Linked DNA regions of Mus musculus: region 2 is linked to region 1. Evidence: chromatin contacts called from ENCODE Hi-C or POLR2A ChIA-PET data. All regions are on one chromosome and are shown on one strand. The core of a region is the stretch at or near the end of the contact, and the rest is flanking DNA. Distances in the headings are between cores, read along the strand shown.

The links. A loop is a pair of places that touch in the nucleus more often than their neighbours do. ChIA-PET counts read pairs that join two places held with the same protein, here RNA polymerase II (POLR2A).
Region 2: a loop to region 1 is called in a map of regulatory T cell, with 5 times the contacts of the local background. The contact joins two enhancer-like sites. A Hi-C loop is called at or near these places in 1 of 37 maps with a recorded cell type or tissue (regulatory T cell). POLR2A ChIA-PET finds 5 or more read pairs at or near these places in 1 of 5 experiments (embryonic stem cell).

The regions. Positions count from the first base shown.
Region 1 is chr12:98,672,954-98,676,297 of GRCm38, reverse strand. No RefSeq gene overlaps it. Among named protein-coding and RNA genes, the nearest start is that of Spata7, 46 kb to the right of the region's middle. Within about 2 kb of position 1,575, at least 2 of the 3 ENCODE cell types and tissues checked have a DNase peak (open chromatin) inside an H3K27ac peak, as active enhancers do.
Region 2 is chr12:99,683,840-99,687,093 of GRCm38, reverse strand. No RefSeq gene overlaps it. Among named protein-coding and RNA genes, the nearest start is that of Gm19951, 42 kb to the right of the region's middle. Within about 2 kb of position 1,427, at least 1 of the 3 ENCODE cell types and tissues checked has a DNase peak (open chromatin) inside an H3K27ac peak, as active enhancers do.

The DNA.
Region 1 (3,344 bases), core at 326-2,825:
GCTTTTACTGGCATTGCTGTAGTTTTGAGGCCAAGCACCTTGATTTTAGAGCATGGACTAGAACTGTAACCGGTCATCGTTTTCCTCAGGAGCTCCTACTGCGAAGCGCTTAGAAAGCCATAGACTTCAGTATTTAAAACTTTTTGGCAAGACAGATGTGCTCCCTTAGAAACTTCCAGAAAGAGAGATGCCTACCTAGGAACACAGAGGGGAGGGCAAGGGTGTTGATATAGCACTGTGTTCACATCATGGCGTGGCTGATTCATTTCACAGAGGCAGAGACTCTTCCCTTTTGCTTGCAGTGTAGAGATAGAAGTTGTTTAATATATGTATTATATATGTATATAATATATAAATTATATAAAGTATATCTTATATATGTAATATATATTATATACAATACTTATATAATATATACTATGTTATATATTCATACACTCTTATAAATATTTCTTAATTATATGTTTTGTAAATATATCATTTATATATTATTTAAATAATGTTTATACATAATATATAATATACATATATGTGTACACGCACACACACACACATATAAAATGTTAAGACAGTGTAGTCTGTGATGGACTGGAGCGTACTCTGTAGACCAGGCTGGGCTTGAATTCCTTGAGACCTGCCTGCCTCTGCCTTCTGAGTGCTGGGGTTATAAGTAAGGCTTCCACCACCATGCCCGATTTAAATTATGCCTTTAAAGGAGACTCCTGGGTATAAATTTAGTAAGAAGAGAGCACATGAGACAAGATAAAGTGATCTTTTATTTGAAATTCATTTTTAAAAACTAAACCCCAGGTGGGTCTTTTTGGAGTGACAGCCGAGAGAACTTTCTATATCTCTGCTCTAGTCGTAGTAAGTGAGATTATGTCCAGGAAAGGGGAGGGTAAAGGCCACTCTGCAAGCCTGGGTTGGATAGAGATTGCAGAGAACATTTGATGGATTCTTTGGTTGCATTAGTGGCATCACCTGGGGATTTCTGTCAAATCTCAAACATTCTAAAGGCTCATTGCATGTAAACCACACAGTCACATTTACTTCTGCACACCATGCAGTAAGTCATTGTGTTAATTCCTTTGGTTTGTCCCCCAAAGCCATGGTGAAGGGGTAGGTGGGGAGTGTGAGGCCAGCAGAGAGGGGAGGTGAAAGGTAGGAATTGTAACCACCAAATCTCTGTTGTGTCCTCTGAGATCATAGAGCGAGCGGCTGCTTACTGCTGCACCCTGGTGGTGAGACAGGAGAATAAACTCTCTGCTCTGCCAGGCAACGAGGACTGAGACTCACAGGTCAGGCCAGATCAGTCCGAGGTTCATAGGAAAATTCACAGAAGTGGTTATCTCAGCATTTTCTGCAGGAACCTGAATGGTGCATGGGTGGTAAGGTGCCAGATGTGGGGCTTAGAGACGAAGCAAGCGTGAATACTGCCTGAGAATGTGGCTGTGAGGCGAGGTGAAAGGGTGAGTTAGCAAAGCACTCTACATTTCCCAGCATGCTTATCTACCACCCTCTTCCTGGACTGGTAGCTGGATTGAGATGGGAAGTTTATAGAGCCAGCAGAGGGGCACTGCCAAGTGCAACAGCGCCACCTGGAGGCTGTCTTTAGATCATCGCATGTGTATAGGAATCAGGTTTTAAACCATTAAGATTGGTGATGTGTGCTCACAAAATTAAAGCACCTTGAATAATTTGAAGTTCATGAACAGTTTTCAATATATTGACGATTAAGCTGTGGATAATAATATATCAAGAATGCGTGCATAAACGTGTGTGTTTGTGTGTGTGCCCGCGTGCCCCTGCGTGTGTATTCCTTATTGAAGCAGGACCAGTTTTATTTCTGGACCTTTACCTACTAAGCTATTTTACTACCCTTGGTTTTTAAACTGTACATTATTTTAGTTGTGAGATATGAATAATACCCACTTGAGCATGCACTTGAATTTTAAATTTTCACTTTTTAGTAAGGTACACATATTAGTGCTATGAAAAGGTATCAGATCACGTGGAAGTGATGGACATCGAGTGACTGATCTTTTTACTGCATTAGTTACTTTTCTGTTACCATAACAACACACCACGACTAAGGCAGCTTTTAAGGAAAGCATTTCACTGGGCTTAGAGTTTCAGGAGGTTAGAGTTCATGACTGCCATGCAGGGAACGCAGCAGCAGCAGGCAGGTGGTGCTGCAGCAGTAGCTGAAAGCTCACATCTTGCTCCACACGTAGGAGGCAGGGGGAGCTAACCTCGAAAAGCCTGTCCCCAGTGAGACGCCTCCTCCAGCAAGGCCACACCTCCTCATCCTTCACAAACAGTTGCCTTACTCACAGTATTTTATCATAGTGACAGAAAAGTAACAAAAAGAGTTGATGATGGCAGAGGAAAGGCAGGATGGCAAGAATAGCTGAGAGCTCTTGATGTACGAGTGCGAATGACACTGAGCCTTTTGAAACCTCAAGCTCAACAGACTCCTCCCCGCCTCTGCAAAACAGCATCTCCAATAAGGCCACACCTCTCAATCCTTCCTAAAAAGTTCCGTGAACTGGGGACCAAGTAGTCAACATAAGCCTCTAGGGGCCATTCACATTCTCATTCAAACCACTACATTTACAGTATTTTTCATGTAGAGTTAAAAAATGTAAAAAGAATTTTGGTAAATCTTAGAAATATCTATCTATGCATCACTCAAATTGTATATATTGTATGTAATATAATTTAAATTTTTGTTTATATAAAATATACACATTAATATTATAGTATATATTACATATATACACCTAATTTTAAATAACATCATAAGGGTATTAATGCTAATTACCAGACATGAGAAATACAAAGTTGGTCAGGGACAATTTATGAGATCACCAAACAACATAGGCTATTGTCATTGCCCTTGCTCTTGATTTCCTCCTAGAACTTGAATGTAAGTCCCTATTGTTGATGACACCACACACAATAGATACAGGACTTGGAGGAATCGAGCTGGGTCCAAGCTTCTCTCTGGAGTGGCATGGTACCAGAAGGAGCCATTGAAAGCTGAGAAGGAAGAAGAGTAATCAAGAATCCTATCCAGATGTGATACCTACGAGCCACAGAGAGGACCAGATCTGCAAGGTATTGCCAAAGGTACAACAGTGGCACGTAGACTGTGTGTGTGTGTGCATGGCAGTTTACAACTCCCGTCACTTAGGGAATCAGGGAAGGATCCAGAATTCTATGGTCATGGAGGAGCACTGATTATCAGCTTCTTCTCCATGGCTTGCTCAGCCTTTTTTCTCATACAACTCACCTGCCCAGGGGTGTGGTCCCACCCACATCAATCATTAATCAGGAAAATG
Region 2 (3,254 bases), core at 178-2,677, 1.0 Mb before region 1:
AGTTGATGATTGGACAGTTCTGTCTTGTTGCCTTAGAGGCACATCAAACAAAATGTCCCCCAATGGATGCTAATCAGCTATTGCCCCAACCCTTTATCCTGTCTCCCTTGCTTTATTGAATGGCACTAGTTACACAGTTTAAAATGTCAGGAATCATAGTCACTTCCATTTTCCTCCTCCCTCCAACAACCATTCTGTCATAGTCACACCTCTACCTCCTTTCCACCAACAGCTTACTGTCAGATGACCTCATTCAACTCCTCCGTGGGTGGAGGGGATGATCTCATGCCGTCCTCCTGGCTCAGCCGTGTCCTGTTTCAACACATGCTTTGGCCAAAGGGATTCTTTTGATACACAAATAAGACCATGTCAGTCTCCTGCTTCAAATCCTTGCACCCTTCCCCGTGGACTTCCAAATCTAAACTTAGAAAGGTCCACCGGGCAATAATAACTAGTCTTGCCTGCCTCTCCAGTTTCAGCACCTGCTACAGCCAGCAGATGCCCCATGAATCTCTCCACAAACTGCCTACCCACCACCCTGTATCCTCCCTGCCTTCCCTGACAGTCAACGGTCTGCCATTCAGAATTCAGACTTGTGCTTAGAGTTTCCTATCTCCAAGCCATCCTCCTCTTTCTCAGTGTCTGCTCCAAAGCCTAGAAAACAGCAAGTGTTGGAAGGAGTAGGGTCAATAGCAGTATGAATTTTGGAGTCAGGTATACGATTGCAAAGGAGAATTCCAATGCCTTCCGGATCTCATATACATGGGCTTTAAGCGTAGGTTTTTAACAGGAAATTGCACAGGGGCCTCCTGGCAGTTTTAAACAGGATATTCTTATTTTGCCTGTTTTCAGTGTTGTCCTGAAAGAGACCTAGTTTAAGTAGTGTTCTGTGGCTAGGAAATATTTGAAAACCAATGATCTAAATTATTCAAATAAATAGATAAGTACAATACCAACCTCCAACCCCCCTCCGAAAGGAAATCTCCAGATGTTTCCTCCTAGGCAGATTAGGGGTCCCCCTCCCCCAGCACCACGATTTCCTACCTGTCTAAATGGAGTACTCGTTTGTTATATTGGGAGTTTCACCTACTTGCTCCCCACTCCACTCACATGAGTGATTATTGTTTCTGGTGAGTAATATAGACACAGGCTGAGACATTAAGAGATGCCAAGAACCGGCATCCTGCCCCTGTCCTCCAGAGGAGACTGACTTTATGGCTGGCTTCAGCATATGATTCCGGAGATTTCTACGCAGGGGCCACTGCTCTGGAGAACAGGAAGCATATTCCCTTGAGGGAAACAAGGAAGAACAAGTCTTCTCTCCATGGCCACTGGCAGTTTACTGAGACGGTAGCCTCAGAAGACGCCTGGCCCTGCTAGTCAGTGACTGTGACGAATGTCTTCAGGTCAGCTCTTCCAACATCAAAACCAGGTCTTGGCAGGTACCCGTAGCATTTGCTTGGCTCATCTCCAAATATCCATTTAGGCCAACTTGCTCACCCACCAAGTGGTACAGTTTCCTCCTAATACATTGTGGTAATTCAGAAAACACACCACTTAAAATGAGATGCTCTTGGACGGAGGGGAGGGGCACCGGACTTTGTTTTAAGCCTGAAGTGAGTAGTTGGTATTTCAATAAATGTTGGGCCAATTCGCCTTCAAATGGAGAAGAAAAAAAAAAATCCCTACCTTTTTACATCATAGAAATGAAGATCTAAATGGGAAAAAAATTCCAAACTATTAGAATAAATGATAAGGCAACAGCTTCATGAATTTTTGCCGAGAAAGGGTTTTCTTTAAGACAGCATTAAAGAAAAGCAAACTATTAATGGGTCCGTGTCTGATTATACCTAATTAAAACCCTTAATGAATAAGATTAAGAGACACGCTGTAGCCCCAGCAAAGGTATTCACAGAATACCTAGCAGGCAGGATTATTATCAAGAAAGTAGGTAATCCCTACAGATTAGGTAGAAAAAAAAAAAAACAAACTCTTCAACACAAAGGAAAAATAGGTGATGGCTGTGAACCAAAAATGTATAGAATGTAAATATGAATACATAAACATATTCAAATATTTGACTTCAGACATAATTAGGGAATTGCGGTTAATATAATGAGGATTTTTTTCCCCAACCACGCTGGCAGAAATTTTTTAAGTTTGAAAATATCAAATGTAGGCAAGGTTGTGAGGGAGCTGCTATTTCCTTCCCCTGCTGTGGAGGGTGGAACTTGATGTAGCCATGTTTGAGAGCATTTCGGCAGCATCCCATAAATTTGAAAACCCAAATCCTAATGACGTAGCATTTTCTAGTGTGAGCATTCCCCCAGGGGTAGTCTCACACATGTGCACAGATGCATATCTATGCCTAGTTCTTATCTCAATGTGCACTATGGTGAGAAAAAAAATACTCTGGTATCTGACTTCTGTGGACGTAATGGCTGCCTGTAATAGTTTTCTAGTGCAGTTTTCTAGGGGTCACTGTAACAAGTTACAAATTTCTCACAGTCTAGAATCCTAGGCCAGCAGTTAACAGGGTGGTTTGTTTCTTCTGAGGCCTCTTGGCTTGCGGATGGCCACACCGTGCCTTCTCAGTCTTTCTCTGTGCGTGTTCTGTCCTAAGATTTCATTCTTTTACATACACCAGCTAGTTAGGGTCTATTCTGGTGACCTTTTAACGAAGAAACCTTTAAAAACCCTATCTCCAGATACTGAGGAACTAAGGCAGTGGTTTTCAACCTGTAGTTCGTGACCCCCTGGCAGACTTTCATCTCCAAAAATGTTTATATTATGATTCATAACAGTAGCAAAATTACAGTTATGAAGTAGCAACAAAAATAACTTTATAATTGAGGGGTCCCCACGACATGAGGAACTGTATTAAAAGGTCTCAGCATTAGGAACACTGAGAACCACTGCACTGGAGTTAAGACTTTAGTCTGCGAATTTCACGAAGAGACAGTTTAACTCTAACACTGTTCTTCTAGGAGCCAGTGGGCTCCATGGGAAACCTTAGCCTACATCTCAGAAAGCAAAGCCGTGCAGAATGCACGTGACACATTAAGGTTGTAACTGTGGGTCACAGCCCCGTGTGGCATCACTTCACTGAATGGGGAAAGGGGTCGGGAAGCGCTATAACGGTGAAGATTTCTCAATGCGAAGTGACCAACAATTAATTTAAAATGAACCATGTAACAAGTCTGAAGCATGGGGTGACTTCACTGTAGCTTTGAGTCCTGACACATGGTGTGTAT